2 separate regions of the Homo sapiens genome follow, and region 1 is linked to region 2. A link is an interaction called in ENCODE POLR2A ChIA-PET data of the cell type or tissue named here. Cell type or tissue: Caco-2. All regions are shown on one strand. Each heading gives the region's core, and the rest is flanking DNA. Links, peaks and the distances in the headings are about the cores only.

Region 1 (10,374 bases), core at 3,876-7,875, 120 kb after region 2:
AGACCACATAGATTATATTTTAAAACACACACAATACTAATAATACATGGTTTTATAAAAGTGAGGTCACAGCCCATGTATAAAACACAGATATTTGAGAAAAGAAAAAGAAAACCCAACAACAACAAAATAGATATGTGGCCCAAGTTGATACTTTCCTTTCTAGTCCTTTCTTTCATGATCTAACCCTACGTTCTTGCTTCATTTCTGCCACAGCTTCTTTCTTTCTTTTTTTTTTTTTTTTTTTTGAGACAGGGTCTTACTTCCATCACCCAGGCTAGAGTGCAGTGATTCAATCTCAGCTCACTGCTGCCTTGACCTCCCAGGCTCAGGGGATTCTCCCATCTCAGTAGGTGTAGCTGGCACCACAGGCGCGTGCCACCATGCCCAGCTAATTTTTTGGGATTTTTTTTTTTTTTGAGACAGAGTTTCGTTCTTGTTGCCTAGGCTGGAGTGCAGTGGCGCCATCTCGGCTCACTGCAACTTCCGCCTCTCAGGTTCAAGCGATTCTCCTGCCTCAGCTTCCCAAGTAGCTGGGATTACAGGCATGCACCACCGCGCCCGGCTAATTTTGTGTTTTTAGTAGAGATGGGGTTTCTCCATATTGGTCAGGCTGGTCTCGAACTCCTGACCTCAGGTGATCCGCCTGCCTCCGCCTCCCAAAGTGCTGGGATTACAGGCTTGAGCCACTGCGCCCGGCCTTTTTTGTATTTTTTGTAGGGACAGAATTTTGCCATGTTGCCCAGGCTGATTCTGAACTCCTGGGTGCAAGTGAGCCTCCCGCTTCAGCCTCCCAAAGTGCTGAGATTATAGGCATGAGCCACCGTGCCTGGCCTTGCAACAACTTCTTAACTGTCCTTGCAATGACTAGTTCGTTTCCCTGTCCCACCTTCAGTTTACCTCCTCTTCAAAACATCCTCCTTCTCACTGCTGCTTGCTCAGCTTAATTTTGCTAAAACGCTTCTCAGATGATGAACTCCTCGTGTTCAACAATCTTCGATGGTCCCCATTGTCTTTGGGTATTGAGTCCAGATTCTTTAGCCTGGTGATGAAGGCTTTCCTGAACTGAACCAAACCTAGTCCAATTAACAACCACCTCCCGGTAGGACGCGGTGGCTCACACCTGTAATCCCAGCACTTTGGGAGGCTGAGGCGGGTGGATCACCTGAGGTCAGGAGTTTGAGACCAGCCTGGCAAACATGGAGAAACCCCATCTCTACTAAAAATACAAAAATTAGCCAGGTGTGGTGGCGCACGCTTGTAATCCCAGCTACTTGGGAGGCTGAGGCAGGAGAATCACTTGAGCCCAGGAGGCGGAGGTTGCAGTGAGCTGAGATTATGCCATTGCACTCCAGCCTGGGCAACAAGAGTGAAACTCCGTCTCAAAAAAACAAAAAACAACCACCTCCCAAGTGCTCCCAGTGTGCCCACCTCAGGCTTGACTTAGGGATGGGGATTTGGCAATGAGTAAGATTCAGTCCCCTCCACTAACTAGTGGAGAGACAGACAGATGCATAGACATTTTCTTTTTATTTTAATCTTTTTTATTTTTTGCCTTTTATTTTTTAATTTTATTTTTTGAGACAGGGTCTTACTCTGTCACCCAGGCTGGAGTGCAGTCGTGCAATCACAGTGCAATCCTGGCTCACTACAGGCCCAAACTCTTGGGCTCAGGCGATCCTTGAATCTCATCCTCCTGAGTAGCTGGGCCCACAGGCATGTGCTACCATACCTAGCTAATTTTTTGAGACCCTATCTCAAAAAAAAAAAAAAAAAAGGCACATCTGTTTTAATTCCAAATACGTCTAGAAACTGGCTATTTCTTATTTCTTTTCTTTTCTTTTTCTGAGATGGAGTCTTGCTCTGTCACCCCGGCTGGAGTGCAGTGGCGCCATCTCGGCTTACCACAATCTCCGCCTCCTGAGTTCAAGCGATTCTCTTGCCTCAGCCTCCCAAGTAGCTGGGATCACAGGTGTGTGCCACCATACCCAGCTACTTTTTTTTTTTTTTTTGAGATGGAGTTTTGCTCTGTTGCCCAGGCTGGAGTGCAGTGGTGCGATCTTGGCTCACTGCAACCTCCGCCTCCCGGGTTCAAGCCATTCTTCTGCCTCAGCCTCCCGAGTAGCTGGGACTACAGGTATGTGCCACCACACCTGGCTAATTTTTGTATTATTAGTACAGACGGGGTTTCACCATGTTGGCCAGGCTGGTCTCGAACTCTGGACCTCATGATCCACCTACCTCGGCCTCCCAAAGTGCTGGGATTACAGGCATAAGCCACTGCGCCCGGCCCTTTTTTTTTTTTTTTTTTGTATTATTAATAGAGACAGTGTTTCACCATGTTGGCCATGCTGGTCTCGAACTCCTGACCTCAAACGATCTGCCCACCTCAGCCTCCCAAAGTGCTGGGATTACAGGAATGAGCCACTTCTCCCAGCCTTTTTTTTTTTCTTTTTTTTCTTTTTTTTTGAGACGGAGTCTTGCTCTGTCGCTCTGGAGTGCACTGGTACAATCTCGGCTCACTGCAACCTCCGCCTCCTGGGTTCAAGTGATTCTCCTGCCTCAGCCTCCTGAGTAGCTGGGATTACAGGCGGGCACCACCACACCCAGCTAATTTTTGTATTTTTTGTAGAGATGGGTTTTCACCATGTTGGCCAGGCTGGTCTCAAACTCCTGACCTCAAGTGATCCGCCTGCCTTGGCCTCCCAAAGTGCTGGGATTACAGGCATGAGCAGCAGCACCTGGCCAGAATTTGGCTATTTCTGACCACCTTGGCCCAAACCACTGTCATCTCTCATCTGGATTATTGCAAGAGTCTCTGCTCCACTTCCTCTGCACCTGCTGCCTTAGAGCCTATCCTTCTCACAGATGCCAGAACAATCTCTTAAAAATTGAAAATAAGATCCTGTCACCCCCCAGCATAAAATTATTCAATGGCGTTCCATTTCTCATAGAAATAATCCATTCCCTCTATTTTTTTTTTTTTTTTTTTTTTTTGAGACGGAGTCTCACTCTGTCACCCAGGCTGGAGTGCAGTGGCGCGATCTCGGCTCACTGCAAGCTCCGCCTCCCGGGTTCACGCCATTCTCCTGCCTCAGCCTCCCAAGTAGCTGGGACTACAGTTGCCCGCTACCATGCCCGGCTAATTTTTGTATTTTTTTTTTTTAATAGAGACGGGGTTTCACCATGTTAGCTAGGATGGTCTCGAATTCCTGACCTCGTGATCCGCCCGCCTCGGCCTCCCAAAGTGCTGGGATTACAGGCGTGAGCCACCACACCTGGCTCATTCCCTCTATTTTGTTCCTCAATTGGTCTCAATTCTTTCACCCTCAGGGTCTCTGCGCTTGCTGTTCTCTCTGCCTGGTCCATTCTTATTCTGCAGCTCATGAGTTTGCAAATTATAGCTTGTGCACCAAATCTTACCTTCTGTCTGTTTTCATACTGCCCATGACCTACAAGTGGTTTTTACATTTTTCTTTTTTTTGAGATAGGGTCTTGCTTGTTGCCCAGGCTGGAGTACAATGGAGTGATCATGGCTCACTATAACCTTGAACTCCGGGGTTCAGGGGAATCTCCAGCCTGAGCCTCCTGAGTAGGGACTACAGGCACATGCCACCACACCTGGCTATTACTTTTCTTAGGTGGGGTCTTGCTGTGTTGCCCAGGCAGGCCTCAAACTCCTGGCCTCATGCAATCCTCCCACTTTGGCCTCCCAGAGTCTTGGAATTATAGTCGTGAGCCACCATGCCCAACCAGTTTTTACATTTTTAAGTAATTAGAAAAAATAAAAATAAAAAAGACCAATATTTCAGATACATGAAAATCATATAAAATTCAAATTTTAGTACTGTATCCATCAACAAAGTTTTGTTGGAACACAGCCTCACTCATTCATTCATGTATCGTCTACAGATGCTTTCTAAAAGTAACAGCAAAAGTAAACTAAAGAGGCAAAGATGGCATGGCCCATAAAGCCTAAAATATTTACTAACTGGCCCATTAGAGAAAACATTTGTCCTGCTCTGGTTCTCCTGGGCAGCTCTTCACCCTTCAGGTATCAATTTCAAAAAATCTCCTTCCCATTCAATCTCATCCCACCCTCCATTACTCTTGATCTCAACTCTGTATCTTCTTCCCAGCAAATACCACAATCTGTACTTACTTCTTTGTTTTCCTATTTTGTTTTATTTTATTTTATTTTGAGACAGAGCCTTGCTCTTTCACCCAGGCTAGAGTGCAGTGGTGTGGTCACAGCTAATGGCAGCCTCAACCTCCTGGGCTCAAATGATCCTCCTACCTCAGCCTGCTGAGTAGCTGGGACCACAGGTGTGCCCCACCACATGCGGCTAATTTTTGTATGTTTTTGTAGAGACGGGTTTTGCCATTTTGCCCAGGCCGATCTCAAACTCCTGGCTCAAGCCATCTACCGGTCTCAGCCTCCTGAGTAGCTGGGACTACAGGCGCACACCACTGTACCCAGCCTTAATCTTTTGTAGAGACAGGCTATCACTGTGTTGCCTAGGCTGGTCTCAAACTCCTGGCTTTAAATGATCCTCTTGTCATGGACTCCCAAAGCGCTGGCATTAGACGCATGAGCCACTGCACCCAGCCTCCTGTTTGCTACTTATATCCTCCACAAGACTGAATACTCCATGAATATATCTCCAGTGTCTGGCAGAATGCCTGGGCATGGTAGGCCCCTAATACATATTTAACAAATATTTATCTAAATATTTAACAAATATTTATCTAAATATTTAACAAATATTTATCTAAATATTTAACAAATATTTATCTAAATATTTAACAAATATTTATCTAAATATTTAACAAATATTTATCTAAATATTTAACAAATATTTATCTAAATATTTAACAAATATTTATCTAAATATTTAACAAATATTTATCTAAATATTTAACAAATATTTATCTAAATATTTAACAAATATTTATCTAAATATTTAACAAATATTTATCTAAATATTTAACAAATATTTATCTAAATATTTAACAAATATTTATCTAAATATTTAACAAATATTTAACATATTATTTAAATAAATATAAATAAGATGAAATTTGCAAGCGTCGTAGATTGAATTATTATTGTTACAATTCCGTCCCTTTAAAGGACCCATATTCTCAGCCAGGTGCAGTGGCTCACACCTGTAATCCCAGCACTTTGGAAGGCCAAGGCAGGAGGATTGCTTGGGCCCAGGAGTTCGAGACCAGCCTGGCAACATAGGTCTGGCAACATAGCAAGACTATTTCTTAAAAAAAAAAAGAACCCATATTCCCAAAGTGCCACCCTCCCCTCTGACTGGCTGTCCAGTTGGGAGGTGCCTCCATCACTCGGTTTCTCTCTTTTTTTTTTTTTTTTTTTTTGAGATGGAGTCTTGCTCTGTTGCCCAGGCTGGAATGCAGTGGTGCAATCTCGGCTCACTGCAACCTCCGCATCCCGGGTTCACGCCATTCTCCTGACTCAGCCTCCTGAGTAGCTGGGACTAAAGGCGCCCGCCACCACGCCCGGCTGATTTTTTGTATTTTTAGTAGAGACAGGGTTTCATCATGTTAGCCAGGCTGGTCTCGAACTCCTGCCCTCAGGTGATCCACCTGCCTCAGCCTCCCAAAGTGCTGGGATTACAGGCATGAGCCACCATGCCCGGCCTTATCATTCAGTTTCTGAATGCCTATATTTTGCCCCCAGTAGGTTCACAGGGCATCTTTCTGGACTCTGCTTCCCACATCTTAACTTCTTAAGCAGCTGCCATTTACTAACTAGCTGTGAGATCCAAAGCAAATTATCACTCTACCTCGGTATCCTCATCTGTAGGATGGGGACAATAGAAGTCCCTACCTCATAAGGTTGTGAGGATTAAATTAAAATGCTTAGTGCATGGTAAGCATTAAATAGATGTTTGCTAAGTTGGTTCTTTCCTTCCCACCAGAGATCTTCTCAACAGCATTTTACCTAGTCTCTATAAGGGGCTGGATTTGTTAGCTATTACTCTATAATAAACCGCCCCCAAAACCCAGTGGCTTAAAACTATTGCTCAAGAGTCTGTGGGTCAGCTGGGTTGTTCTACTGATTTCAGCAGGCTTGGCCCACCTCCACGGGGCTCACACATGAATCAACAGTCAGCTGCCAGGTCCCAGGTCAGTTGGTGGCTGGCAGGTCTGGGGTGGCCTCACTCATATGTCTGGCTGTTGGCTGCCTGTTACCTGGGCAACAGGGATGACTGGGCCACGATGCTCCCGCCATCTAGCCTGGGCTTGTTTTCACAGCAGAGGCAGTCTCCCAAGAGAAGAGCAGACGTGTGCAAGGCCCAAGTGTGGACACCATCATTTTTGCTGCATTATGTTGGCCAAAGCAAGGCCAACCCATATTCTAGGGTTGGAGAAACAGATGACACCATTTAGATAGGAGAGGCTGCAAAGTCTTATTACAAAGGATGAAGATACAGTGAGGGGTAAGGGTGGCCAGTTTTGATATCAAACTACTACCAGAGCGTGGGTGCCTGGGCTTAGGGAGTTTAGAATAGACTTGTCAGTTGCAGAAGCAGGAGTATCATCTCCCAACTTTGAGGCCAGATCCAGCTGGATTCAAATCCCAGCTCCACCAACTACCTGTGAGACCTGTGGGTGAGTTACTGTATCTCTTGAGCTTCAGTTTCCACCCAGGGTTGTTGTGATCAGAGGAAGTAGAGTGTGGAAGGGGCTGAGCACACTGCCTGGCTCACACAGAGCGAATATACAGCAAATAGAGATCATAGCATTCTTACATACGAGGTGCATCCTGGGCTCTGCTGTTTCCCGCCTCTGCTTCCCCAGGTGGAGAAGAAGGAAAACAGGCCAGGCAGGAGAGTGATTTCAGATGGAGAACCATGAATTGGCAATTACAGAGTAAGAGCTTAATTATAGTTCTTTGGGAAAAGAAGTGAGGAATGCAATCTGGTGGGCAGAGGGGAGGGGTCTGGGGTGGAGGAGGAGAGGGGAAAGTAAGAGGTGGAGGGGGAAGGGGCAGAGAGAGGGAAGAGACAGGGAGGCCCAAGAGGGAAAAACTGAGCCACTGGAAAGGAGTCTCCCCCTCCCCTAAAATAATGTCAATGACATTTTGTTGTTGCTCTGATTACAAGAGTACTGTGTGCTCACTCCATGGTATTTGGAAAATGCATAGACTGTTTCACCCATAATCCCACCAAGCAGAAATAAGCATAGCTGATATTTACATGCCCCTAGGGTGTGTCAACGTTGTCACAAATCTTTTACACTTTAATGTCTCCTGTGAAGACCCCATGAGTAGACATTGCTATCCCCATTGCACAGGGGAGGTAAGGAAATGGGGCACAGAAGATGTAAGTAACTTGTCCAGTGTGACACGTCTAGTAAATAGCATGTCCACATTCAAATCCAAGCTACCTAGTGCCAGGCCTCACATGTCACCAAGGGGTATATGTCCCTCTATACATTTTTCTCTTTCAGGAAAGGGTACCACTATTTTATTACGTTTTAAAAGGTTATTTGGCCGGGCCCAGTGGCTCACGCCTGTAATCCCAGCACTTTGGGAGGCCAAGACAGGCAGATCACCTGAGGTCAGGAGTTCGAGACCAGCCTGACCAACATGGAGAAACCCCGTCTCTACTAAAAATACAAAATTAGCCAGGTGTGATGGTGCATGCCTGTAATCCCAGCTACTCGGGAGGCTAGCGCAGGAGAATCGCTTGGAACCGGGAGGCAGAGGTTGCAGTGAGCCGAGATCACACCATTGCACTCCAGCCTGGGCAACAAAAGCAAAACTCCGTCTCAAAAAAAAAAAATGTTATTTGGAAAATTTGTACTGCCTTTTTCCAATTTTAGTTTTTAGTACTAATTCTAGAAGAGTGAAAATTTGTTTCATTATTTGTTTATTTATTTTTGAGATGGAGTTTCACTCTTGTTGCCCAGACTGGATTGCAATGGCATGGTCTTGGTTCACTGCAACCTCCGCCTCCTGGGTTCAAGCGATTCTCCTGCCTCAGCCTCCCAAGTAGCTGGGACTACAAGTGCCCACCACCATGCCTAATTTTTGTATTTTTAGTAGAGAGGGGGTTTCACCATGTTGGCCAGGCTGGTCTCGAACTCCTGACCTCAAGTGATCCACCTGCCTCGACCTCCCAAAGTGTTGGGATTACAGGTATGAGCCTCCGTGCCCGGCCCAGAGTGAAAATTTGTGTATCTGTCTTCCTTTCCTCCCTTTTTTGGTAATTTGTAATTTTGATATAATTTTAAGTGGAAACCAAAATCACAAGAATAGTACAAGAAACTCCAGAAACTCTACCCACATTAACCAGTTGTTGACCATTTGCTTCATAATTTTCTCCTCTATATGATATGGTTAAGCTTCATGTCCCTACCCAAATCTCATCTTGATTTGTAATCCCCATAATTCCCATAATCCCCACATATCAAGGGAGAGACCAGATGGAGGTAATTGAATCATGGGGGCGGTTTCCCCCATGCTGTTCTCGTGATAGTGAGTGAATTCTCAAGAGATGTGATGGTTTTATAAGGGGCTTTTCCCCATCGCATTCACTCGGCACTTCTCCTTCCTGCCACCTTGTGAAGAAGGTGCTTTGCTTCCCCTTCACCTTCGGCCATGATGGTAAATTTCCTGAGGCGTCCCCAGCCATGCTGAACTGTAAGTCAATTAAATCTCTTTCCTTTATAAATTACCCAGTCTCGGGGAGTTTTTGTTTGTTTGTTTTTGTTTTTTTTTTGAGATGAGGTTCGCTCTTGTTGCCCAGGCTGGAGTGCAATAGTACCATCTCGGCTCACTGCTACCTCTGCCTCCCGGGTTCAAGCAATTCTCTGCCTCAGCCTCCCCAGTAGCTGGGATTACCACACCCGGCTAATTTTTGTATATTTAGTAGAGACAGGGTTTCACCCTCTTGACTAGGCTGGTCTTGAACTCTTGACCTCGTGATCCATCTGCCTCGGCCTCCCAAAGTGCTGGGATTACAGGCATGAGCCACTGCGCCCAGCCTGGGCAGTTCTTTATAGCAGTATGAAAATGGACTAAAACAATATATAAATATTTACCTATATATGGATCTATCTGTGTATATGTGTATGTATATGTATTTTTCTGAACCATTTGAGATTAAATTAGAGACATCATGCCCTAAATATTCCAGCATGTAGTTCCTAAAAACAAAGACATTCCCATATATAACCACAGTATAATTATTAAACTCGGGACTTTTTTTTTTTTTTTTTTTTTTTTTGAGACGGAGTCTCACTCTGTTGCCCAGGCTGGAGTGCAGTGGCACAATCTCGGCTCACTGCAAGCTCTGCCTCCTGGGTTCATGCCATTCTCCTGCCTCAGCCTCCCAAGTAGCTGGGACTACAAGCGCCTGCCACCATGCCTGGCTAATTTTTTGTATTTTTAGTAGAGACAGGGTTTCACTGTGTTAGCCAGGATGGTCTCAATTTCCTGACCTCGTGATCCGCCCGCCTCGGCCTCCCAAAGTGCTGGGATTACAGGCTTGAGCCACCGTGCCTGGCCGCAAGGGACTTTTTAAATTATTATTATTTTGAGATAGAGTTTCGCTCTTGTTGCCCAGGCTGGAGTGCAATGGCATGATCTTGGCTCACCACAACCTCTGCCTCCTGGGTTCACGCAATTCTCCTGCCTCAGCCTCCCAAGTAGCTGGAATTACAGGCATGTGCCAACACGCCCAGCTAATTTTGTATTTTTAGTAGAGACGGGGTTTCACCATGTTGGTCAGGCTGGTCTTGAACTCCCGACCTCAGGTGATCTGCCTGCCTCGGCCTCCCAAAGTGCTGGGATTACAGGTGTGAGCCACCACGCCCCACCAAACTCAGGACATTTATTTAACATTGCAACAATACTATTATCAAATCTATAGCCTGTATTTAAATTAATCAATTACCAGTGTATATATGTTTTTCCCAGTTCAGGATCTAATCCAGGATCCTGCACTGTTGCATTTAATTGTCATAGCTCTTATGCCTTCTTTAAACTGAAATAGCTTGTCAGCCTTCCTTTGTCTTTCTTGACCTTGACATTGATATGGGCTTGTTATTTTGTAAAATGTTCCTCAATTTAGGTTCCTTCCATTATTTTTTCCTATGCAAATGTATACACACATATTTTTTAAAATTAGCATCAGGCCAGGTGTGGTGTCTCATGCCTATAATCCCAGCACTTTGGTAGGCCAAGGCGGGAGGATCCCAGGAGTTCAAGACCAGCCTGGACAACATAGCAAGACCTTGTCTCTACCAAGTACAAAACAAAATAAGGTAAAAAAACAACATTTATTATAAAAAGCTAGGATAATCAAAATATATAAAGGATAAAGAAGGTACCCA
Region 2 (10,374 bases), core at 4,290-8,289:
TAGTAGAGACGGGGTTTCATCATGTTGGCCAGGCTGGTCTCGAACTCCTGACCTCAACTGATCTGCCTGCCTCAGCCTCCCAAAGTGCTGGGATTACAGGTGTGAGCCACTGTGCCCAGCCCTGCATTTTGTTTTTGGTTGAATGCATCTTTGAGGTGTCCTTAAACGCGTTCCTCAATCCCACATGTAACATGAACTACTACTGAGATATACAGGCTTGCCTTGATTCAGATCAGTATTTTAGGCAAAAATATTTTATAAGTGTTGCCGGGCGCTCCCATAGCATTGTATCAGGAAGCAAGAAGCTCTCTTGCTGATTCACTTTCAGGATGCTAAGCTTCTGTAGGTGTCAGCAGATCTCTCCATTATCAAATTCTCCATCAGCCCCTTCACCTTGTGGTTTTAGCACTGTGGATGATGGCTGTTCCCATCCATTAGCTCAAACAACAAACATTCATTAACCACTCCCATGTGCCAAGCATTCTGTTTAACACTAGGAACAAAGAGATAAACAAAATACGGTCCCTGCCTTTAAGAAGCTCATAAGGGGCTGGGCGTGGTGGCTCAAGCCTGTCATCCCATCACTTTGGGAGGCTGAGGCAGGCAGATCACTTGAGGTCAGGAGTTCGAGATCAGCCTGGCCAACTTGGTGAAACCCCATCTCTATTGAAAATACAAGGCCAGGCGCGGTGGCTCACGCCTGTCAATCCCAGCACTTTGGGAGGCCGAGGCGGGCAGATGACGAGGTCAGGAGATCGAGACCATCCTGGCTAACACGGTGAAACCCCTTCTCTACTAAAAATACAAAAAATTAGCTGGGCGTGGTGGCGGGCGCCTGCAGTCCCAGCTGCTCCGGAGGCTGAGGCAGGAGAATGGCAGGAACCCGGGAGGCGGAGCTTGCAGTGAGCCGAGATCGTGCCACTGCGCTCCAGCCTGGGTGACAGAGCAAGACTCCGTCTCAAAAAACAAACAAACAAACAAAAAACCTCATAAGGTACTGTGGGATGGAGACAAGTAAACACTTATCGTTTTATTTATTATTTATTGAAAGCCAATTATGTATCAGGCTTTGTGCTGGATGCCAATAATTGCATTATAATGTATGATAAAAGTGATAGCTACTATTTATTGGAGTGCACTATAGTACGCCTTGTCTCACCAGTCTTCATACAGCCGTTTGCTATAATACATACATACATTGTACAGATTTTGGGGTTTTGTTGTTGTTGTTTTTGGAGATGGAGTTTTGCTCTTTCTCCCAGGCTGGAGTGCAGTGGCGTGATCTCGGCTCATTGCAACCTCTGCCTTCCGATTTCAAGCGATTCTCCTGTCTCAGTCTCCTGAGTAGCTGGGATTACAGGCATGCACTACCACGCCTGGCTAATTTTTTTATTTTTAGTACAGATGGGGTTTCACCATGTTGGCCAGGCTGGTCTAGAACTCCTGACCTCAGGTGATCTACCCACCTTGGCTTCTGAAAGTGCTGGGATTACAGGCATGAGCCACCGCACCGAGCCCTGTTTGTTTTTTATTAGAGATGAGGACTCATTATGTTGCCTAGGCTAGTTGTGAACCCCTGGCCTCAAGTGATCCACTCGTCTCGGCCTCCCAAAGTGCTAGGTCTACAGGCGTGACCATTTTACAGATTTGGAAGCAGAGACTCACAGAGAAGTAAAGGGATTGGCCTGATGTTACACAGTGTATTAGTCAGGGTTCTCCCAAGAACAGAACAAATAGGATATATACAGAGAGAGATGAGAGGGGACTTATTAGGGAAATTGACTCATGGGATTATGGAGGCTGAGAAGTCCTAGGATAAGCCATCTACAAGCTGGAGAACCAGGAAGCTGGTAGCATTGCCCAATCCAAGACTTTCAGTCCCAGGCTGAAGGCCTGAGAACACTGGGGGGCTGCTGGTACAAATCCCAGAGTCAAAAGGCGAGAGACCCTGGAGTTCTGATGTTTAAGGGCAGAAGGCAGGTGTCCCAGCTCTAGAAGAAGAGAGAGAGAGAAAGTGAGTGAATTCACCTTTCCTGCCTGCCTTTTTGTTCTATCCTGGCCCTCAGTAGACTGAATGGTGCCCATCCACGTGGGTGTGGGTGACTTTTCCTCACTCAGTCCACTGATTCAAATAGCAGTCTCTTCAGGAAACGTCCTCCCAGACATACACAGAAATAATGCTTTATGAGCTATCTGGGTATCCCTTAATCCAGTCAAGTTGACACCTAAAAGTCACCATCACACACAATAAAAATGACACAGCTGGGGCGGGCGCGGTGGCTCATGCCTGTAATCCCAGCACTTTGGGAGGCCAAGGCAGGCAGATCACAAGGTCAGGAGATCGAGACCATCCTGGCTAACCTGGTGATACCCCGTCTCTACTAAAAATACCAAAAAATTAGCCAGGCGTGGTGGTGGGCGCCTGTAGTCCCAGCTACTCAGGAGGCTGAGGCAGGAGAATGGCGTGAACCCGGGAGGCGGAGGTTGCAGTGAGCCAAGATCACACCACTGCACTCCAGCCTGGGTGACAGAGCGAGACTCTGTCTCAAAAAAAAAAAAAAAAACAACCAAAAAAATGAAAGAGCTGGAATTTGAACCCTGGGCCACTGCCCTCTGCAGTCTCTTAATCTCTGTGCTATTCCACTAAGATCAGGGTGGGGTTTTGTTTCTGGGTGCCATTTGAACTGAGTGGCAAACCTTGCTTAATTTAGCAAGAAATAGTCTTTTGCGGGGACCTGAAATTCCAGACTCCGGGGCAGCCAAGAGAAGGAAGGCAAGAGGATGGCCTGAGCTCCCTGTTGTCCAGCCCAGCAAGAGCTCCCATGACAGCCACAGGTCAGGGGAGCAGGTGACCAGGGCTGGAACCAGAGGGGCATTTGGTCCTCTGGCCAGCCTATAGAGCAGACACAATCATCCCCATTTCCCAGAAGAGGTGACTGAGGCTTAGAGAAATGAACGACCAGTTTCATGGCAGAGGCAGGGAGGCTGGTGTTCTGGCTTAAGACCATCCTGGCACAGTGGTTCCCAGCATAGACTTCAGTTCCTGACTGCCTGCTTCTGAATTCTGCCCTTCTTTTTTCTTTTTCTTTTCTTTTTTTTGAGACAAGGTCAGGCTGGAGTGCAGTAGTGCAATCTCAGCTCACTGCAACCTCCGTCTGCCTCCTGGGCTCAAGCGATCCTTCCACCTCAGCCTCTTGAGTAGCTGGGACTACAGGCATGTCCCACCATGCCCAGCTAATTTAGGTATTTTTTTGTAGAGACAGTATTTCACCATGTTTCCCTGGCTGGTCTCCAGCTCCTGGGCTCAAGCAATCCACCCACCTCAGCCTCCCAAAGTGCTGGGATTACAGGTGTGAGCCACCATGCTGGCCTGAATCCTACTTTTCTACCTGCTAGTAATAAGCCTTTGAGTCAGAGCCACAGACTCTTTGGACTTCTAATTTCCTTATCTGTACAACTGAGAATAATAATGGAACCTACTTTGTTGAGTGATTTCAAGAATTAGGTGAAGGGCCGGGCGCGGTGGCTCACGCCTGTAATCCCTGCACTTTGGGAGGCCAAGGCGGGTGGATCAGGAGGTCAGGAGATCGAGACCATCCTGGCTAACATGGTGAAACCCCGTCTCTACTAAAAATACAAAAAATTAGCCAGGCGTGGTGGCGGGCGCCTGTAGTCCCAGCTACTCCGGAGACTGAGGCAGGAGAATGGCGTGAACCCTGGAGGCAGAGCTTGCAGTGAGCCGAGATCGGGCCACTGCACTCCAGCCTGGGCGACAGAGTGAGACTCTGTCTCAAAAAAAAAAAGAATTGGGTGAAATAACCTAACTAAACATGGCAGACGGGAGTGCAAATCAACGTGAACTATTATTTCCATATTCCACATTACTCAGGGGACAAGATTTTTCCTGAACCAAGTCCATGGGCAGCAGGCCCCTCCAACTTAAGTGGAGTGAGTTAAGCCCCCTGGAAAGTGGGGCTGCTGTCATGGAGCCCTGTGGCTGACTGGGTGTCCTCCCACTGCTCAGATACCTTTGGACCTGGCATCTCAAGAACAATAGATAAGGTGCTGCAGTTCATAACTGTGGAGGCCCAGGGACCTGTTGCTTCCTGTCCCCCGCTTCCAAGCAAAGAAGGCCCCACCCTCTTCTCAGAGCAAGGGAATCAGGTGCCAGAACTCTGTCTACTTGGGACGGAGAGATAAACCCTTCCCCAACCAACCCTCTGCTGGCTCGGCAGCCAATGAAACCACTCCCTGCCAAGTTCAGCCTAGCCCCACACCAAAGATGTTTGGAGACAAAGGGCTCTCTGATTTTACCTGCTGTCATTAAAATACTTCATTTTCTTAGTGTATGCCCGTTGAATCCTTGATGTGACATCCATATAGATTAATTCCCTTTCAAAAAAAGGGACTTTGTGGCTAACACCATTTATTTATTCATGTATCACATCCCAGGAGGTGGCCAGACAACGTAGTGTGGGGAATTGACAGGTCTCGAGACCATTTTTTTTTTTTTTAAATAATAGGGTCTCGCCTCTGTTGCTCAGGCTGGAATGCAGTGGTGGGATCATAGCTCACTGCAACCTTGAACTCCTGGGCCCAAGTGATTCTCCTGCGTCAGCCTCCCGAGTAGCTGAGACTAACAGGTATGTGCCACCATGCCTGGCTAAGTTTTTAATTTTTTATTTTCTGTACAGTCAGGTGCTCACTATGTTGCCCAGGCTGGTCTTGAACTCCTGGTCTCAAGTGATCCTCCTTCCTTGGCCTCCCAAACTGGTGGGATTACAGGTGTGAGCCAATGTGCCCAGCTGTAGGTCCTTGAATCCTTGATGTAAAGTCTATATAGTCTAAATTCCCTTCAAAAAAGGGACTTTGCAGCTAACATCATTTATTTATTTTTATTTACTTTTTTGAGACAGAGTCTTGCTCTGTCGCCCAGGCTGGAGTGCAGTGGCGCAGTCTTGGCTCACTGCAACCTCCACCTCCTAGGTTCAAGCGATTCTCCTGCCTCAGCCTCCCAAGTAGCTGGGATTACGGTGTGCGCCACCACACCCGGCTAATTTTTTTTTTTTTTTTTTGAGACGGAGTCTCGCTCTGTCGCCCAGGCTGGAGTGCAGTGGCCCGATCTCGGCTCACTGCAAGCTCCGCCTCCCGGGTTCACGCCATTCTCCTGCCTCAGCCTCCCAAGTAGCTGGGACTACAGGCACCCGCCACTATGCCCGGCTAATTTTTTGTATTTTTAGTAGAGACGGGGTTTCACCGTTTTAGCCGGGATGGTCTCGATCTCCTGACCTTGTGATCCACCCACCTCGGCCTCCCAAAGTGCTGGGATTACAGGCGTGAGCCACCGCGCCCGGCCTCACACCCGGCTAATTTTTGTATTTTCAGTAGAGACAGGGTTTTGCTATGTTGGCCAGGCTGGTCTCAAACTCAAGTGATCCACCCACCTTGGCCTCCCAAAGTGCTGAGATTACAGGCGTGAGCCACCGTGTCTGGCCTCATTTATTTACGAAATCCCAGGAGGAGGCCAGAACATAGTGTAAGGAATTGACGAGTCTTATGACTTGAAGCAAAATTTATTTCCTTCTCTAACTCTCAATTTATCTTCTGTAAAATGACTCAGTTAGCTAGAAGGAGGCTTGAGATCTCTTCTGCCTCTAAGAACCATGATATTGAGCTTCTTGAGATTGAAAACTGGCACTGCACAGGATCCCATTTTTTCCTTTTGGGGACCAGGAGTTCTCAAGCAAGGGGTGTTTACGGAATCATGATGCTGTTTATTGCTTTTCAGTATTTAGACTCAACCTCCAGACAAAGTACAGAAGATTTAATTATAGCTATAGAACAAAATGTAAATGTTATGAATAATATATAACTATTAAAAATTGGGAATTGCTTGAGAGGGAAGCCAGGAAGCTTGAGAAGGACATTAAATTCCTCATCTTCTAACAAGTACTTCTCTGGAGAAGGAGAATTGGGCTGAGTGGTGAGTTCATAATTATTCGCTATATTATTATACTTTATAATTTATATATGTGATACATTTATTCTCTTTATATGTCAAATATTATCTCTAAAAGATAAAAAAAAAAAAAAGTAATAGAGGCAGCGGATCACCTGAGGTCAGGATTTCAAAGCCAGCTGGGCCAACGTGGTGAAACCGTGTCTCTACTAAAAATACAAAAATTAGCCGGGCCTGGTGGTGGGTGCCTGTAATCCCAGCTACTCAGGGAGCTGAGGCAGGAGAATCCCTGGAACCTGGGAGGCAGAGATTGCAGTGAGCCGAGATCACGCCATTCCATTCCACTCCAGCCTGAGCAACAAGAGCGAAACCCGTCTCAAAAAATAAATAAATAAATAAATCTGTGTTGAAGGTCCCACTCCCTCCACTGTCCACAAAGATGACCCAACAAACCCGGTGCTACCAACTGCCCCTATTTGTCTGGGATCCTGGGTCTCTGGGGGTGTAAGACTTTCAGTGCTAAAACCATGAAAATCCCAGGTAAACTGGGAGAAGTTTGTTCCCTTACCAGAGTCAGTGAGGACTGATTGGATGGCTTGTCCACCCCACGTGCTCATGTACTCATGTATTTGTGGAAGGGCTGTGTCTTGGTCTTGCCAGGTGTTGTAGGTGGGAAAGGTGGAACTGGCCAGGCTGGATCCAGACTGTAGCCGGTGGCAAGAGCTTCCTGCCAGGGTGGAGACCTGCAGAGCAATAAAACCTGGGCAAAGGACAAGGGTTCCAATGAGGCCTAGAAAATTCCAGAGTCCAGATACAGGACGAGGCATCTATAATTCTCCAGAGTAACTGTCCAACTTTTCAGGCCACATTAACTCACTCACTCACTCGTTCATTCATTCATTCATTCATTCAATAAACACTCACTGGCACCTAGCATGCACAAATGCTTGGCTGGTGACAGGGGCCCCTCCCTATCCTGAAGAAGCTTTTGATCTGATGGAATAAACAGACAAGGGAGCCAGGGATTTACAACCCAAGGATTTACAACCCAGAGCAATAAGCAAGGATAATCCTTTTGTTGTTGTTGATGTTGTTGTTGTTGGTAGTCTTGCTTATCACCCAGGTTGGAGTGCAGTAGTGCCATCTCGGCTCACTGCAACTTCTGCCTCCCAGGTTCAAGCAATTCTCCTGCCTCAGTCTCCTGAGTAGCTGGAGTTACAGGCACCCGCCACACACCCAGCTAACTTTTGTATTTTTAGTAGAGATAGGGTTTCACCATGTTGGCCAGGCTGGTCTCGAACTCCTGACGTCAAGTGATCTGCCCGCCTCAGCCTCCCAAAGTGCTAGAATTACAGGCGTGAGCCACCACGCCTGGCCAACAAGGATGATCTTAACAATTATGTATTATTATTTTGTTTTGAGACGGAGTTTCAGAAATATGATGGGGAGCAAAGTGACATTTAAGCTGAGTTAACCAGTGTTTCTGGCAGAAGTCACCACCTGGGCAAAGGCCCAGAAGGGAGAAGAGCTTAGTCTAGCCAAGAAGGGAGAGGCAGGAGGTTAGACCCAAGAGCAGGGAAGGGGCTGGGCATAGTGGCTCACACCTGTAATCCCTAACTGCTGAGTACCCGCAGTTAAAAGACTGAACTGTGGCCGGGTGCGGTGGCTCATGCCTTTAATCCCAGCACTTTGGGAGGCCAAGGCGGGTTGATCATCTGAGGTTAGGAGTTCGAGACCAGCCTGGCCAATATGGTGAAACCCCGTCTCTACTAAAAATACAAAAATTAGCCAGACCTGGTGGCAGACACCTGTAATCTCAGCAACTCGGGAGGCTGAGGCAGGAGAATTGCTGGAAACTGGGAGGCAGAGGTTGCAGTGAGCCGAGATCGTGCTACTGCACTCCAGCCCAGGCCGACAACAGCGAGACTCCATCTCAAAAAAAAAAAAAAAAAAAAGACTAAACTGCATAAAGGGTAAGGTCCAGGAACACTGAGATGCTGAGAGGATGTCACACAGCTTGTCTCCAGGAATGTCACATGATTTAGTATGATGATTAGGAGCATGGGCCCTGAAATGAGAGGGCTGGATCAAATACTGGGGATACTGGGCTATGTTGACCTTGACAATTTATGAAACCTCTGCGCACCTAGGTTCTTGTCAATTAGTAAAATAGAGGTAGTGCTAGTTCCTACCATCTAGGAGTGGTATAAGGATGAAATGAACTAATACCTGCAAAGTGCTTAATACATCTAAATGCTCAATAAAGGCCTGACATGGTGGCTCATGCCTGTAATCCCAGCACTTTGGGAGGCCGAGGAGGGTGGATCACTTGAGGTCAAGAGTTCGAGACCAGCCTGGCTAACATGGTAAAACCCATCTCTACTAATAATACAAAAATTAGTCGGCGTGGTGGCAGGCTCCTGTAATCCCAGCTACTCGGGCTTGGGAGGCTGAGGCAGGAGAATCGCTTGAGCCTGGGAGGCAGATGTTGCAGTGAACTGAGATCGTGCCACTGCATTCCGGCCTGGGCAACAGAGCGAGACTCCATCTCAAAAAAAAAAAAAAAGACTTAATAAAGAACATTTAAAACACTATTGTCTTGCCCTACCCTTCTGATGTGAAAAAACACATGTATGGGTAGCCTGGCAGTGACTCAGTGCTCAATAGATGTCTGTGCCTTGTTAGAGATGTTTAGAGCTCTCTCTTCCCTTTCTGGGCTAAGAAACTATGTTTCTGGGAGGCAAAGGTACTTGCCCAAGGTCACCAGCAAGTCCCAGACACAGCTGTCAGGCTGGGCTTGACAAACTTTAGATTTTAAGAGGTTCTGCAAAGATCTGATTCAGGGTATGCATGGGGAATTCCCTTGCTACCCAGAATTTCACAGATCTCACGCTCTCTTTCTTTCTCTTTTTTTTTTTTAGCCTCCCCTCATGTTAAAAAAAATTAGTTTGCATATGGTAAAATTCACACTTTTTGGGATTCAGTTCTGTGAGGTTTTTTGTTTTGGTTTGGTTTGGAGTTTTTTCTTGAGACAGGGTTTCACTCTGGCACCCAAGCTGGTATGCAGTGGTGTGATCATGGCTTACTGCAGCCTCGACCTCCTGGGCTCAAGAGATCCTCCCACCTCAGCCTCCCAAGTAGCTGGGACCACAGGTGGGCATGCCACCATGCCTGGCTAATTTTGTTCATTTTTTGTAGAGAAGAGGTTTCACTATGTTGCCCAGGCTGGTCTTGAACTCCTAGGCTCAAGGGATCCTCCCTCCTCAGCCTCCCAAAGTGTTGGGATTACATGCATGAGCCACTGCATCTGGCCAAGTTCTGTGAGTTTTGACAGACACAAGCAGTTGTATATCCACCACTATAATCAAGATGTAGTACAGTTCCATCTCTGGGTGTGGTGGCTCACGCCTGCAATCCCAGCACTTTGGGAGGCCAAGATGGGCGGATCACGAGGTCAGGAGTTTGAGATCAGCCTGGCCAATATGGTGAAACCCCGTCTCTAATAAAAATACAAAAATTAGCTGGTGTGTGCCTGAGGTCCCAGCTACTTGGGAGGCTGAGGCAGGAGAATTTTGCTTGAACCCGGGAGGCAGAGGTTGCAGTGAGCCAAGATGGCGCCACTGCACTCCAGCCTGGGTGACAGAGCGAGACTCCCTCTCAAAAAAAAAAAAAAAAAAAAAAAGAACAGTTCCATCATGCCAAAAAATCCCCCTGTGCCCTTGTAGATGACCACACCCCTCATTCCTGGTCCCCGACAACCACTGGGCCCTTTTCTGTCCCCAGAGTTTTGCTTTTTCTAGATTGTCATATAAATGGAATCATACAGTATGTGGCCTGTTGTATATGTTTCTTTCACTTAGCAAAATGCTTTTGAGCATATTGTTGTGTATGTCTGTAGTTCATAGTTCGTTTTTTATCTTTTTTTTTTTTCTTTTTTTTTGAGACGGAGTCTCACTCTTTTTTGCCCAGGCTGGAGTGCAATGGCACAATCTCCACTCACTGCAACCTCCACCTCCTGGGTTCAAGCAATTCTCCCTGTCTCAGCCTCCCAAGTAGCTGGGATTACAGGCGTGCACCACCACGCCCAGCTAATTTTGTATTTTTAGTAGAGACGGGGTTTCACCATGTTGGCTAGGCTGGTCTTGAACTGCTGACCTCAGGTGATCCACCTGCCTTGGCCTCCCAAAGTGCTGGGATTACAGGCGTGAGGGAGCCACCGCGCCCGGCCCCGTTTTTTTTCTTAATAGTCTTCCATTATTGTATAGCTACACCACAATTAATTGTTGTATCCATTTACCAGTTAATGAGCACTTGGGCTATTTCCTCTTTGGGGCTATTATAAATAAAGCTTCTAGGAACATGTATGCGTCTTTGTGTGGACATATGTTTTCATTCTTCTTGGGTAAATACCTAGG

The links. Peaks named below come from ENCODE experiments on the same cell type or tissue, not always from the same donor. Only the 100,000 strongest peaks of a DNase experiment are listed, where the experiment ranks them.
Region 1: POLR2A ChIA-PET joins it to region 2 with 8 read pairs; 3 of 35 experiments call an interaction of 5 or more read pairs at or near these places.

The regions. Positions count from the first base shown.
Region 1 is chr16:68,601,770-68,612,143 of GRCh38, reverse strand. No RefSeq gene overlaps it. Among named protein-coding and RNA genes, the nearest start is that of CDH3, 38 kb to the left of the region's middle. In Caco-2, for the core only: no CTCF peak of the experiment used is centred there; a DNase peak (open chromatin) is centred at 6,238.
Region 2 is chr16:68,718,770-68,729,143 of GRCh38, reverse strand. It overlaps a transcript of CDH3 not described here. Among named protein-coding and RNA genes, the nearest start is that of CDH1, 13 kb to the left of the region's middle. RefSeq lists cis regulatory regions at 527, 5,475 and enhancers at 455-599, 251-770, 5,403-5,547, 8,790-8,919. In Caco-2, for the core only: no CTCF peak of the experiment used is centred there; a DNase peak (open chromatin) is centred at 6,643.